Regions from separate parts of the Homo sapiens genome. Here region 1 is linked to region 2. A link is a loop called in an ENCODE intact Hi-C map of the cell type or tissue named here. Cell type or tissue: PC-3. All regions are shown on one strand.

Region 1 (8,000 bases), 840 kb after region 2:
TCAATCCAGAGGAGTAATTGGTAATGATGTAAAACTTGCCACCTCCATCATCTGTGACTAAAAGCTAGAACACACAGCACCTAAGCAATCTGCCTCTGTATCAAGGTCATACTCATAAAACGAGAAAGAGGTAGAATCACACAGCTTGATACTCTGGCCCATGGGTCAGAAAAGTTGCCATAAATATGTAAAGGAAAGAAATATCTGTGATTTGATAAGACAGCAGGAAAATTTATGCAAACTTGGGAGTGGGAAAAAAAGGCTTTTCTCCTTTCCATAGCTCAGTGATAGAAAGTGAAGAAAGACTTCAATTTTTTAATATCAAATGGAAAATCGAATCAAATATGAAGTTTGGTATATTTTGAAGATTTTTTTCTAAATAATAATAGTGATCCAATTTTTACCTCTAGGATGGGGTGGCCTGAAATAGATCAAGTCAGCTGTCATTGACTATATTTATAAGATAGCAAAATACATATGTGAAAAATGAAATATTTTCAGTAGATTTTCACTCAAGGCTATTTAAATAGAATAATTCAGTAGAAAATATTGTTAATGTATACACACTTATTGTATTGCCTAGTCCAGTGTATTTACATGAAACGATAGTTTACTGAAATATTAATTTCTTTTTTTATTGGGTTCTTTGATGAAGTAGGCTCCACAAGGCCTATTGTGACCACTTCTTCAAGATACTGCTCATAAACAATGTCATGTCCTGGAACTGCTCATTACATTGTAGGTTCAACATAACTCCACAATTTTTGATGCCTGGTCATTAATATAAGTCATTTCCTATGGCCATTGTACCTCAAATTGAGATGTAAAATGCAGAAGATACAGCTTTCAAAAGGTAGTTTTAGCAGCCCTACAAGGTTATTAGGCTGATGTTTCATGGTGACATCGTTAGTAATGCAAGAAGTTCGAGTGCCCCCTACTATCCCCTCCTTCCTCGGAGTTTCCAATGACCCAATGAAACTCTTATAAAGCAAGTGAAGTATGATGTCCACCTACCCCATTGTGCCTTCTGTGAGAAATTGGGAACTTCGGAAACCAATTTCACCAATCAGTCCCACAGTCTGACACTTCTTCATGCTTTGCTGAGTCTGCCCTAACTTCTCTAGGATTTATTTGTCAGACTGCTTATTTTTGGCAAGCCTCTGGGCCCACTGCTCTGAGGAAATATTTCACACAAAGTTTGGAAAATTATCTGATAAGCAAAGTTTAAAAGGAATACAGGCCTGAGCCAGCACACCCAGCCCATCCATATTTTTATATGTAACTGTAATTCATTTATTTTTATCTCTAAATGAAATTCATAATATATGTTATTCATTCTTCCCTTGATGGACGTTAGGGTTTTGTTGTTGTTGTTGTTACTAATTATTTTCATTTTTATTTTTTTTACTAGAAAGCTGAACTACTTTGTAAAGATGTTATGACAATTTATAATTTCACTGGCTGTGTATAAGAATTCTTTTGTATCTTCACCTATGGTCTTATTAAAGACCTGTCAGTCTTTTTAATTTTTGCCATTCTCAGGTGTACACAATGGTATTGAATATTGGTTTTAATTTGCATTTCCTTGATAACTAATAAGGTTGAACACCTTTTCATATCTTTACTGTCCATTTAATATCCTTATTTTGAAGTGCCTGTTCAAGTCTCTTGCCTGTTGTTCTGTAGTGAAATCTTTTTTATCTATTTGATTCCTAGGTGACAAAATTACCTAGAAATCAATAAGAAAAAACTATACATGCTCTATTGATGATATGCACTATAAACATATTCTTAATCTAATTTGTGGCATCTTTCATTCTTAAAATGGTGGCTCAAAAGAAATAATTATTTTAATTTTAATGTAGTCATGTATTTGTAAAATATTTGTAAATATTTTTAATGCTTAATACTTCTATACTTCTTCTTCTTCTTTTTTTTTCATGGAGTATTGCTCTGTTGCCCAGGCTGGAGTACAGTGTCGTGATCTTGGCTCACTGCAACCTCTACTTCCCAGGTTCAAGTGCTTCTCTTGCCTCAGCCTCCCGAGTAGTTGGGATTACGGGCATGTGTCACCATGCCTGGCTACTTTTTGTATTCGTAGTAGAGATGAGGTTTCACCACGTTGGCCAAGCTGGTCTTGAACTCCTGACTTCAAATCATCCACCCACCTCAGCCTCACAAAGTGCTGGGATTATAGGCGTGAGCCACCGCACGCAGCCAATCCTTGTTTTTAAGACAACATCCATCATCTTGTGAATTTTTATTTTGTTATCTCCTAAGAGCTTTAGTGTTTTGCCTTTCCTATTTATATCCCAAATTGACCTTGAAATTACTTGTGTATCAATGTAGAGAAAGGATGAATTTTCTTTTTTTTCCAGATGAGTATTCATTTTTCCCAGAATTATTTATTGAAAGGCTTTTACTTCCCCACTATTCTACAGTGCCGAATTTATCATGAATTAAGTGTTCACTTACTTAGTTTATAGTGTGTAATACTCTACTCAGTTGCATTTAGCAATTTTCTATCCTTGAAGTAATATCACACTCATAATCACTTCAACTTAGTAGTAATCTTGATTGTTCATTAAACAAACCCTCCTACCTTTTTTTCTTCTTCAAGAATGTTAGTTATTTTTGTTACCCTTGTATTCCATTAAAAATTTGGAATTAGCTTGTCAAGTACCACACATACAAACAAAACCTGTAAGGATTTTTATAAGTATTGCATTAAATCTGTAGATCAATTTTAGAAAAATGAACAACTTCAAAATATTGAATTTTATAATCCACATACCTGGCATATCTTTTTTCTAACACTCCTTTAATCTCCCTCAAAAGTAAAAAAAGATAATTTTGCATAGAGCTCTTGCAATGTTTTGTTAAATTTATTTCTACATAATATTGTTATTGTTCTTATAAACAATAACTTAATTTGTTATCACTTCATAAAAATATACTTGATTTTTAAAAATATATTTACCTATTTAAGTCCTTTGTCCATTTTTGAATTGGGGTTTTTGTTGCTGTTTTAAGAGTCTTCTACAGATTATAGGTGTTAGTCCCTTACGAGACATGTGATTTGTAAAGCTGTTTTTTGTTTTTTTTTTTTCCTTCTGTAAGTTATCTTTTTACCAGCACCACTTTTACTGTTCTTTTACTATTGAATGGTCTTGGCACCACTAAGGAAGTCATTTGACCATATATGCCAAAATTAATTTCTGGGATCTTTAATCTGTTACAATGGACTGTAAGTCTGTCTTTATTCCAGTACCACAATGTTTTGATTACTGTAGCTTTGTAGTAAGTTTTGAAATAAGAAAGTATGAGTAATCCAATTTTGTTCTTTTTTGTCAAGATTATTTTGGTGATTTGAGGCCCCTTAGGTTACATATTAATTTTAGGATTTATTTTTCTATTTCTTTAGAAAACAATGTCGAGATTTTGATAGGGATTGCAATGAATCTTTAAATTGTTTGGGGAAGTATTGACATCTTAACAATTTGAAGTCTTCCAATTAAAGAATATAGGATATCTTTCCATTTATTGATGTCTTCTTTAATTTCTCTCATAAGTGTTCTGTAGTTTTCATTGTACAAGTCTCTCACTCCCTTGGTTAATTCCTAAGTATTTTCTTCTTTTTGGTACTATTGTAAACAGATTTGTTTTCTTAATTTTCTTTTTGGATTGTTCATTGTTAAAGTATAGGGTCACAAATAATTTGTGTTGATTTTGTATCCTGCTACTTTACTAAATTTGTTTATTCATTTTAAGTGATGTTTTAAGTAGAATCTTTAGGGCTTTCTGTATGCAAGATTATATCATCTGCCTTAGAAAGGAGCGTCACAATAATTTATCAAGAATTTGTCTCCATTTACTTCAATACTTTTATGGTGGTGAAAATAGGTTAGAATGACTATTGGTATATAAATTTAAAAGAATAATAGATAATTAAAGATATTTTGATGAGTGGCAGGTTATTTAAACACATTTGTGCTATAGATAAAGAAACTTAATGTCAGTTTATTTATTTATTTACTTTTGAGATGATGGAGTCTCACTCTGTCACACAGGCTGGAGGGCAGTGGCGCGATCTCGGCTCACTGCAACCTCCGCCTACCGGGTTCAAGCGATTCTCCTGCGTCAGCCTCCCGAGCAGCTGGGACTGCAGGCAGGTGCTACCACGCCAGCTAATTTTTGTATTTTTTTAGTAGAGACGGGGTTTCACCATATTGGCCAGTCTGGTCTCAAACTCCTGACCTCGTGATCCACCCGCCTCAGCCTCCCAAAGTGCAGGGACTACAGGAGTGAGCCACCGCGCCAGGCCTGATGTCAGTATATTCAAAAGCTTCGAGTTCTCTGACTGTGGAGTTAACCTTTGCTCCTCAGTTACTTTGAGGCATTGTAAATCCTGGGGCCTAATTCACATGGACCTCCTTTAGAATAATCAAAGATGAGATAAAAATACAGAATATTTTTATAGCATTTTAATTATCTTGGAAAATAGTCAAGTTAATTACTCTCTTTAAAAACTAAAAAACACAACTTCATTTCCTGATCGTACCGGAAAAAGAGAACCTATAAGTTATCTTTACACATTCCAATAATCTTTATTACATCACCTTATATGGCATTTTAAAGTTGCCATTAGCATAACTTATTGTTGTGATTGTATATCTATAAATAATCTTATATTTAGGAGTATAAGGCAGATGGGTTTTCTTGCACAATTCATAATTTCAAGGATGTGAACAGAGAAATAAAAATGATACAAAGATAGGTGCATAGATTATAGGATCTAATTTTGGAATTATAGACAAATTTCAGAGATGCACGGAAAAGACTACCTGTGACGATAAGCAAATCTAAAGAGGGCGTTTAAAATATATTTTTATTTTTTGCATTATATTGCCACCTAGTGGTTACAACAGATATGAAAAGCAAAGCTTTTATAACCTTTGATGTCAGAAAGCCTTAACAGTCAACAAATACTGAAAAGAGAGAAGAGATGAATACATTTTAATGTTACTTTCTTTTTTCATTTTCTCTGCTCATCTGCTTAGAGAGATAATCACTAGTTCTGTGGAAGGCAGGAGGGGAAATAATTCAGACCCTTCCCACTAGCAGTGACTATGGCTAAATTTCTGCTTACATACTTGAAGACAAACATACAGCATCAACAGGATATTAATTTCTTTATAAAGACTATACAGTCTAGACAGTATTTAATAAGAATATGTGCCCTACTAAATAACTCTGGCTTTTATTCTAAATAAATATTTTTCTTTTTAATTGCAAGGAGCCCTCAGTTTAGCTCAGAATTCCCTTGCTGAGCCACCATAAGAAAATGGTGCTAATACAAAATACAAATACAAAATAGTCTCCCCATCCCCTATTTCTCTATCTTTTTGCTGTATCTGGCCAAGCTTTGAATAGTCTCCCCTATTCAAATTTTTCAACTCATATGAAAAGAGAAATGCCAATTCGTTCTTTAACATTGTAGGCCAGCATTTCTTGCATAATATTATAACCAATAAAATTTGAGCTCAATGAATAATGACCATATATCACATTATATATTTTGAATTTTAAAATTAAAAAATTATATTTATATATTTATTTGTGTCCAAATTGGAATAAAAATAATTTTATTTATAAAAATAATTTTCATTTAATGAAGTTTAACAGTACAAAATAAGCTATAAAGCTACCACCTTTAAGTTGTTCATCTCCTTACCAACTAGTATATAAGGTCATATATTTTATATATGATTTTCTGAGGCTTAGTAGAGAAGGAAACCCTGGAAATTATAATATACTTAGAAAACCTGGTATATGTCCAGGGAAGTCAAATTTGTTAAAACATAATAAACATTTATTAAATAAGTGAAGGAATGACTAAATGAATGGATGGATGTATGGATGGACGGAGGGAAGGAGGGATGGATGGATGGATGGATAGATGGATAGGTGGGCTGGCAAACTTATAGAAAGAGGATTTCTCCTTCCATGAGTTCAAACATTAGACATTAAAAAAAAAAGTTCTCAATTTTCCCATGAATGAAACAGATGTCTTTATATCCTTGCTCCTTCTAGGAAGGCCCAACAGTGCCATTTTAGAAATTCTTTGAGAGAGAGGTGCCACTTAAAGTAAGCAATCCCCAGTTGCTCAATCTGACAAATCACTGCAAATAATAACATGTTACCAAAATTAGCCTCCCCCATGCCCCCCAAACAGGATATCAAGCAGTCTGGTAAGAGATATACAAATAGAAAATTGTTTCAAGGGATTTAGGTTCCAAAAGTGGTGGTGGTGGTGGTGGTGGTGGTGGTGGCGGTGGCGGTGGCGGTGGCGGTGGCGGTGGTGGTGGTGGTGTGTGTGTGTGTGTGTGTGTGTATTTATAGGCTTCTTGTGTCTTTGGAAAAACCATGTCATAGGACCTCCTAATTTACCCTGCGTAGGAATTCTTGTAAGCATTTGCAGTGCCCTGGTGCTCTTTGCCGTGTAGGGTTTCCTAAAACCTCTACTGATTAACTGTTTAATGTGGGCACTTTTTAACAAGAGAGAGTCCAGAATACAATAAGGGAAGGATAAAAATTTATATTCCTGACATGCACAGTGGGACCAGGGCCAGTGAGTTTTTTTCTGGTGAAAACATGCTGGCAAAATATTTGGCAGTACAATTAATGAAGACCTTTAATGAACTAACCAATACTAAGAAAGAATTCAGTGAAAAATTCTGTCAACAACTTTTCTAATAAGCCACACTAATAGAGAACTAGGATTTCAAAATGAGTAACTTTTCAGTAAAATTCCTTGATAAACTTTTTTTTTCTTATGAAATGCTAATGACTAAACAGTAAATATGTACAGCATCAAAATCCTTGGTGAAATCACAGGGCTATTTCAACTATAATGAAAACCGTCACCACTCTACAAAGAGAGACCTCATGATTTGCAGCAAAGTATCTGTCTGTTTTCTATTGCTGTTGTAGCAAATTACCACAAATTCACTAGCCTAAACCACACAAATTTATTGTCTTACTGTTCTGAAGGCCGGAAGTTTGAAATCAGTCTAAAAAGGTGTATTAGTCTGTTTCTGCACTGCTATAAAGATACCACCCGAGACAGGGTAATTTATAAACAAAGGAGATTTAATTGACTCACAGTTCCGCATGGCTCGGCAGGCCTCAGGAAACTTATAATCATGGCAGAAGAGGAAGCAGGCATGTCTTACATGGTGGCAGGCAAGAGAGAGTGAAGGGGGAAGAGCCCCTTATAAAACCATTAGATCTCATGAGAACTCCCTCACTATCAAGAGAACAGCATGGGTGAATCTGCCCCCATGGATCCAATCGCTTCCCACCAGGTACCTCCCTCAACACCTGGGGCTTGCAACCCAGATTATAATTCAAGATGAGATTTGGGTGGGGACACAGCCAAACCATATCAGGTAAGTCAAGGTATCTGCAGGGCTAGCTCCTTCAGGAGTCTCGGACCAAGGAGTCTGCTTCCCGGTCTTTTTCAGCTTCAAGCAGCCACATGTATTCCATGGTTTGTCATCTTGTAGCCTTTCCTCCATCTTCAAAGCCCATTACTCCAATTTCTCCTTACTTCATTAGGTAGCCATCTCTTCTGACTTTACTCCTCCTGTTTCCCTTCCAGAATAATCCAGGTCCACTAAATAATCCAGGATAATCTCCCTATTTCATAATCCTTAATTTATTCACATCTGCAAAGTTTCTTTTGCCAATATAAAGTAACATTCACAGGTTCCTAGGAATAGGATGTGAATATATTTGAGAGCTATTATTCAGCCTACAATGGTCTCTATGTATCTGAAGTAGATAGCTATACATATTTATATAGAGGGCAATAAATTTAGGGTCAGTTAGTAATTTAAATTATCATAGAGATATTTATGAACCTTGATAATAATTAAGCTCCTATTAAGCTCCTATTCATTCCACTTTTCAAAATATTGAACAATAGATTGCACTTA
Region 2 (8,000 bases):
TCATATAAGCTATAACCACTTGCATTTATTAATTCGTCTTATATATTTGGTCTTAATTCTGTCATCCTACTCAGGATATTCCTTCTTTCTGGAAGAAAAACTTGTTGACAATGCAGGGTTCTGCCATCACTTGGGCACCTCCACTTCTTACTTATCCCTGGCACAAGTCTGGATTCCAACTGGATTATGTTGGTCCTGGATACCTATTACCTCACTTACAAAAAATTCAGATTGTAATTTCCTTATCTCCCACTTATACTGGAATTGTAAGTTGTGTTTATTTTTTATTTTGTTACTCTTTATGGATTTCTAGAGGAGGTATGGGGAGGGTTGGATCTAGGCAGTCACCATCATCTCCTTTATTTTTTTAAATATAGGTAAAATATAGCTGTTTTCACAAAATAAGCTTTATTTTGCAAACATTTCAAGGCATACTTTTGAAAATATAACATATAACATGCTTTAATGTGTTTATTTGCCTGCGTTCTTGTGCTGCCTGCTTTGGATTACTATGACTTCTTCCATATGGAAATGCTGATAGTTTTGACACAAATATTTTTACTTTAAAATTTTAGTTTAAAATAATTTTGTTGTTGTTGGAGTGAAGGCAAGTGCATTGATAATGTATGTTACTATATTGGCACACACTGAAGCAAACTTTAAAAAGAAAAGAAAGGCTGTTTGTAAAAAAAGAAATGCTTGAATTCCCGTTTACTTCATTTTCATTGCCAGCAGTGCTGTACGAATTTTTTTGGTAAGTAGTGGATTTCCTGGCATAGGATATCAGCAAGATTTATGTGAAAACTGCCATAGTATTAATTGATAAACCTGAGATATCTCTGTGCATGCAGTACAGAGCAAACAAGGTAAAAGACTTCTTTGGTGTCTGTTGGGTACAATGAAAACACTGTATTTATTGAGTGTGAGAATAGTATACATGAGAAAGTAGATTTTCTGAAGAGCAGTTGGAGTCTGTTTTTCATCTTCAGGAAATGCTTAGAGATTCTGGTTGAGCTAAGTGAAAAGCATAGATTTTGTCTTTCAGTGATATATTGATGCTAAGAACTCTTATGAAGGGAGACAAAGATAGATTTGTGTTTGTAAGTTAGTGAGTTACTATTCCATGCTATAATATTTCTTAAGGAGGTGAAATAAAATTGGAAGCAATACCACAATATTTCACATTGGTAGTTTCAAGTTTAATTTGTTTCTAATTCTTACTGTGCTATAGTTATCACAGTAGTTAATATGTAATGTTAACTGTATTCTTTTTATTAGAAAATATTAATGTACATATTTATTTGGTTGATACTATTTGCATTTAAGTGAATGAGAATAGTGAATGTATCAATCTTTTTAAGGCAATTTATTTGAAATTAGTTATGAATGTTTTCCATTCTAATTAAACTATGCAATTGTAAAAACAAAAATATAACGTGAAATATTCATACCAGTTTTATTTTATTTTTTAATTTTTATTTTTGTGGGTACATGGTAGGTGTATATATTTATGGGATAATGTGATGTTTTGACATAGGCATGCAATGTGAAATAATCATATCATGGAAAATGGGGTATCTATCCCCTCAAAGATTTATCCTTTGTTTCTACAAACAAATTACAATCTTTTAGTTATATTAAAATGTAAAATTAAGTTATTATTAACTATCATGCTGTTGTGCTATCAGATAGTAGGTCTTATTCATTCATTCTGTTTTTTTTATATATATATACATTAAGCAAGCATCCCCAACTCCTCCCAGCCCCTTACTAACTTTCCCAGCTTCTGGTAACATCCTTCTACTCTCTATTTTATGACCAATTTTAAATAAGAAAATCTTTCATGTTGTCCTTTGTTTGAAATTTCCCATAAGTAAATTTAAGGCAAAATTGGTAAAACTGTGTTTTCTATATGAGATGTGGCAAAAAATATATTGAATGAATGTTGCCACATGATTGTTAAAGTTTATAAAATGGTTCATGGAAAACCTTTAGTCCTTTGAGTCAGTATTTTTCAGTTAGTTTTTAAAGTAAGAATAGCCAAAGCAAATGAAAAATGGGATTTATAACTTAAAATCTAGTTGTCTTTATTTCTCTTATTTTATGTTGAATTTCATTGACTTTCTAGCAGAAAATTTTGAAACTAAATTAATTTTGAATAAATCCATATTTGAAAAAAGTTATTTTTTACATTTTATTTACATAAAAATACAATTAAGTGTTATACAGTAATAGATAGCTTTCTTACCAATAGGTATTTAAGTGCTTTATACAAATTAACTCATTTGCTTTTCACATCACTGGCATGAGTTAGGTACTATTAAATATTTTCGGCTGGGCACAGTGGCTCACGCTTATAATCCTAGCACTTTGGGAGGCTGAAGAGGGAGGATCACTTAAGGCCAGGAGTTCAAGACCAAACTGGGCAACATAGTGGGGCCCTGCCTCTACAATTTTTTTTTATTAGCTAGGTGTATTAGGCCATTTATGCCTTCCTATAAAGAAATACCCAAGACTAGGTAAAAGAAAAGAGGTTTAATTGGCTCATGGTTCTGCAGGCTTTACAGGAAGCATGGTACTGACATCTGCTTGGCTTCTAGAGAGGCCTCAGGAAACTTACAATCATGGCAGGAGGCGAAGCTGGCGCAGGCAAGTTGCAAGCAAAAGCAGGAGCAAGGGAGACAGAATGTGGTGGTGGTGGGGATATTGCCATACACTTTTAAATAACCAGATCTTGTGAGAACTCTATCTCCAAGACAGCACCAAGCCCTGATGGATCCCCCCTACCCCAATCATGATCCAAACACCTCCCAGCAGGCCCCACCTCCAGCATTGAGGATTAGAATTCCACATGAGATCTGGACAGGGACAAATATCCAAACTGTATCACTGAGTATGGTGGCATGCTCCTGCATTCCCAGCTACTCGGGAGGCTGAGTTGAGAGGAACTCATGAGACTGCAGTGAACTGTGATCATGCCACTGCACTCCAGGCTGGGTGATAAAGAGAAACCTTGTCTCAAAAACAAAAAAAAAAATTCTGACCCCACCAGATAAGAAAACTGAGACACAAAGAAGTAAAGTAGATTATCTAAAATTACACAGCTAGTAAATGATAGAGACAGGATTTGAAACTCAGCAGTCTATCTCTAGTGCCTAATTTTTAAATTACCTTATTCTTCTATTCTTCTACTTTTTAAATAAATATACATTTCATAATTAAGATTACTACTATTTTTATACTACATTAAAACTCTTTATGCTGAACAAATGTAATGATTTTGACATTTTTTCAAAATAAATTTATTGAGTACCTATATGTATAAGCGCTTTTTCAGCACTGAAATATTTCTGGGGATGTAGCAATAAACAAAATAAATGATTATCTTGACTTTTTCCACACAAAACAAACGACTCTCTTGACTTTAATATCATAGTGATATACATTTTCTCTATATATATGGAATTGGAATAAGTTATTTCTTTTATTAAATATTGAATAAAAATAAAAATAAATATAATGTTAACATGTAAGAGTAAATGATCATTTTTATATTCTTGTTCATGATGTATCTGTTTCTGTTTAGGAAAACTTTAATCTGAAAAAATATTTCTTTAATTTAAGCAATATATTTGCCAATTTATAAATTTCACATCATATATTCCTAAAAATTATCATGTAAATAGTAGAGATACTAAGAGTTTTTTTCCTTCTTTATTTTCTAGATAATACTGCTTTCTGGAAAATTGCCCACTAGTATTGTAAATATGAAAGATATGGAAATAATTTAACATTTTCACATAGGCTTGATTGCTGTGTCGTGGCTCATAGTGCTTGGAATAATTCTTGCTTTCAAATATTGTCTTTGAATCATTGGGAGGAAAAATAAAGTAAGAACTCTAGACATTTTGCTTATAAGAATCTTTTTCACTATTACCTATTCAGTGATTTTTTTTTTTTTTGGAGTCCACTAGATGGTGCTAGCTTACTTGTTAGTTTTGAAGGGCAACACAATGCTTAGTGTAAAGCTGAAAGGGATCTTAGGTATCTCGCCAGTCTAGGCTGCTTAGTTTACAGATGAAAAAACACCCACATAGTTTTCATCTAACTCATGGCAGAGGTAGGGCTGGGATCCAAGTTTCCTGATTCCTGTTTCAGTATTACTCTTTCTATACAACATGTATAATCCTGAAGTACTTTTGCACTAAAATTAAAAAGTCTCAAGTGCAACTTTGTATATTTGTATGTGTGAATGAAAAACCATCAGACATGGCAATCAGTGAACAGCTGAAGGAGGTTGATCTTCAGTGAAAAACCTCCAGCCTAATTTAACATTTTTAATTTTGCTGTTCCTTACAGAATTTTCTCCCCTGTGGCAGGAATGTTTTATTAGACCATTGGCTCATTTCTGTGGGAAGAATTATTTGAAATAGATATTTGTAGAAAGTATGGCCAAAAGTTAATTTTGCCATGGGCATGAGCCCTTTGAAGAGTAAACACACTTGACTTAAGTTTTATTTTGTGAGATCTAGGAAACTTTAAAAGAGCTGTTAAAAGAATATATTTAACCAGTAAGCTAAACAATATTTAAGCAAGTCTTTATTTGTATTATATTTAAGTCCTTTGAAAAGGCTCTTTAATATTTTTGTGGCTATTGTTTGTTTTATTTTGAATAGGGCAGGGGAAGAAATATTGGATATTTTATCTGGGAAAGAATAATTTTCTTAGAGGTGTTAAGGAATTAATGGTATCCTAAGATAGGACTTGCTATAAGTTTATTTTACTCAGTTGTCAGCCTTTATTTGACATTAAAGAATTTGTAAAATTAGGACAGGCATGGTGGCTTACACCTGTAATCACAGCACATGGTGGCTTACACCTGTATTCACAGCACTTTGGGAGGCCAAGCTGGGCAGATGGCTTGAGCTCACGAGTTGGAGACCAGCCTGGGCAACATAGTGAGACCTCATTTCTACTAAAAATAAAAAAATAAAATAAACAAAAAATAAGCCAGGTGGGCTGGTGCATGCTTGTAGCTCCAGCTACTTGGGAGGCTGAGATGGGAGAATCACTTGAGCTTGGGGGATCAAGGCTGTAGTAAGCCGAGATCACACCAATGCACTCCAACCTGGGCACCAGAACGAGACCCTGTCTCAAAAAAAAAAAAAATTGATTAAAGACAAAGGGTAGCAACTTACTCTAACTTCATTTACATCTAGAACCCGCCCACCCCTTCCATCCAAGTGCATTTATGGAATCGATTACTGTTTAATCAGTTGTGAATAGAGTTTTTGGAATGTATATTAATATTGTTTCTCCTTTAATGTTTGACTCAAAATTCAGCCCTCTCTGAAGCCTTATTTGGTCACCACAAATTTATAGTTTTAAACTCCTTGTTTTATTAAGAATAATTATTGGGAAATAATAATAGCTATCATTTTTAGTAGCTATCTTGTGAAAATCCTGTATAATATTATTTTTAATCCTCATAATGAGGTGAAGTTACCCTCACTCTATAAATAAAAAAGCTAAAGCTCAGAGAAGTTAAGTCACTTGTCTACCTTCAAATAGCTAGTTTGGGAGTAGGCTTGTTTTTTACAACTCAGGACAGCCTACTTCAGAACCTATATATTTTTGTTATGCCACCTGCCTGTTGATTAAGTGTGGTACTGATAATATTAGCAATGACTTCATGATTATTGTAGTTCAATCTTTTTATTCTTATATATTTTTTTACTTTAAATGTTTTTGAGGGCATGCTATTTGGTGCCTGCAAATTTATAACTGTTACATGTTTCTGTTAAATTGACCAGTTTCATCATTTTAAAACGTCTCTTTTCATAGGTAGTAAAGCTTTCTGCTTTAGTCTTCTGTGTCTTATATAATTAAACGAGCTTTATTTTAGATGCAGGACTGTTTTACATTCTCAGAAATTATTGAGGACCTCTCTCAAATAACTTATTTGTATGGGTTATGTCTAGCAATATTGCCAAGTAGTCGAAAAAAAATTTTTTTACGTTTTATTAATTCATTTAGAATTTCAAATAATAAAACTTTTGGATTCACAAAAATTTTATAAATGTTAATTCTGTTTTCTAAACAAAGAGTTATACTGGGAAGAAGGGTGTTGTTACACATTTTTGTAAATCTCTTTAATGTCTGACTTAACACAAGACATCTGGGTTCTCATATTTGCCTCTGCAGTCAATTTGCTATAATATCACAAGTCATGTAGCCTCTGGAAAACTCCACTATACTCTCTTGACCAAATGAGAGTGAAAAACCAAATAGCATTTTGGAATTATTATGAAAGCAGTACTGACTTTACAGAATCTTTAAAAGCATCTCTGGGAGGTCTCTGGACCACACTTTGAGAACCACTAGTTTAGTGTTCACATGATGTATCTTTATCTTTTTTTTTTTTTTTTTTTTTTTGAGATGGAGTCTCACTCTGTCTCGGCTTACTGCAAGCTCCGCCTCCCGGGTTCAAGCAATTCTGTTGCCTCAGCCTCTTGGGTAGATGGGATATTACAGGCGCTCACCACCATGCCCGGCTAATTTTTTGTATTTTTAGTAGAGACGGGGTTTCACCATGTTGGCCAGACTGGTCTCGAACTCCTGACCTTGGGGTCCGCCTGCCTCCACCTCCCAAAGTGCTGGGATTACAGGTGTAAGAGCTGCCACCATGCCCAGCCTCTATCTTTTTACTTAAAATATGTCTACAAATTTTGTTTCCAGTTTGTCTCTTTTTTGTAACACGAAAATTTGTTGATTTTGTTATTGCTTTATCTGGACTGGCTTACAAACTCTAGCTTTGATTTGTAGCCATTAGTCCTTAGCAATTAATTAGTTATATCATTAATTTCATATAATCATTGATGTATTTGAGATTAAACCATCTTACTATTTTTTATTCTGTTCATTCTGCCTGCTTTTTTCTTTTTGCCCTTATTTGGTTTGACTGAGGTTTTAAATTATTTCATTTTTTCCTCTTATATTTACCAGCTACATATTATTTTTCTATTCTTTTAGGTTACTATAGAAAAGATGACTATACCAATGGTAGTATTATTATGTAATAATATAGTATAAACTTTCCATTGCTCTTTATTTTGTCTTTCATCTACAATGTTCCTTCTGCCCAAAGAATATCTATTAGTATTTCCTTTATTGTAGGTCTGCTGGTGATGAATTCTTCAGATATTATATGCTTAAGTATGTTTTTAATACACACGCGCACACACGTACCCACAAATACATATACGTACGTGTGTGTGTCTATTTGAGGTATAGACTTACCATTTGTATTGCAATTTTTGCATTGTAAATATATTTTATTGTATTCTAGCTTTCCTGGCTTAAGTTGATCCTTGAAATATAATTTTCTTTTTCCATTTTTGAGATTTTTTTCTTTGTCCATTTTGGTTACCTTAATATTCACTCTGTCTGAATTCATTGTGCCTCCTAAATCTGTGGCTCAGTGTCTGTATTCAATGTTGAAAAATTCCAAATACACATGTTTTTATGATTTAATATATGTTAACAGATATAATTATTATATGTAACAATATATATTTAATGTAATATAGAGGGCATAATATATTTAATGTCTTTTATATGAGATGTATGTCCTATACTTTTCTTATATATGTATATTTTTTATAATTATACTCAAAATTATTGTATATTTCATTTGTCTCCATGTATTTCTCTGGATATTTTCTTTTAACTCAATTTACAGTTTCCTAGTCCTTCAAGCACATCTAATATAATGTTCAATCTATCCATGAAAGTGTTGTTTGCAGTTGTTGTAGTTTTTGGTTTTAGAATTTTTACTTGTTTTTTTTTTTACTTGACATTCAATTTGCATTTTTATAGTATCTAGTATTCAGGTATTTAATTTTAACTTTTATTTAACGTGTTCAGCAAAGTTTTTTTATATTCTGTGTCTGGTAACTTCATTATCTGGATTTCCAGTGGGTAGTTTCTATTACTTGTTG

What was found. Peaks named below come from ENCODE experiments on the same cell type or tissue, not always from the same donor. Only the 100,000 strongest peaks of a DNase experiment are listed, where the experiment ranks them.
Region 1: it touches region 2 in a loop (8-fold over the local background); 10 of 110 quality-filtered maps call a loop at or near these places.

Annotation. Positions count from the first base shown.
Region 1 is chr12:85,915,628-85,923,627 of GRCh38, forward strand. No RefSeq gene overlaps it. Among named protein-coding and RNA genes, the nearest start is that of NTS, 45 kb to the left of the region's middle. In PC-3, a CTCF peak has its summit at 4,919 (motif pointing left); no DNase peak of the experiment used is centred here.
Region 2 is chr12:85,072,833-85,080,832 of GRCh38, forward strand. LRRIQ1 (leucine rich repeats and IQ motif containing 1) reads left to right here. Exons shown (of 27, transcript NM_001079910.2): 11 at 75-266. Among named protein-coding and RNA genes, the nearest start is that of LRRIQ1, 40 kb to the left of the region's middle. In PC-3, a CTCF peak has its summit at 3,969 (motif pointing right); a DNase peak (open chromatin) is centred at 4,059; H3K4me3 peaks cover 485 bases; H3K27ac peaks cover 471 bases.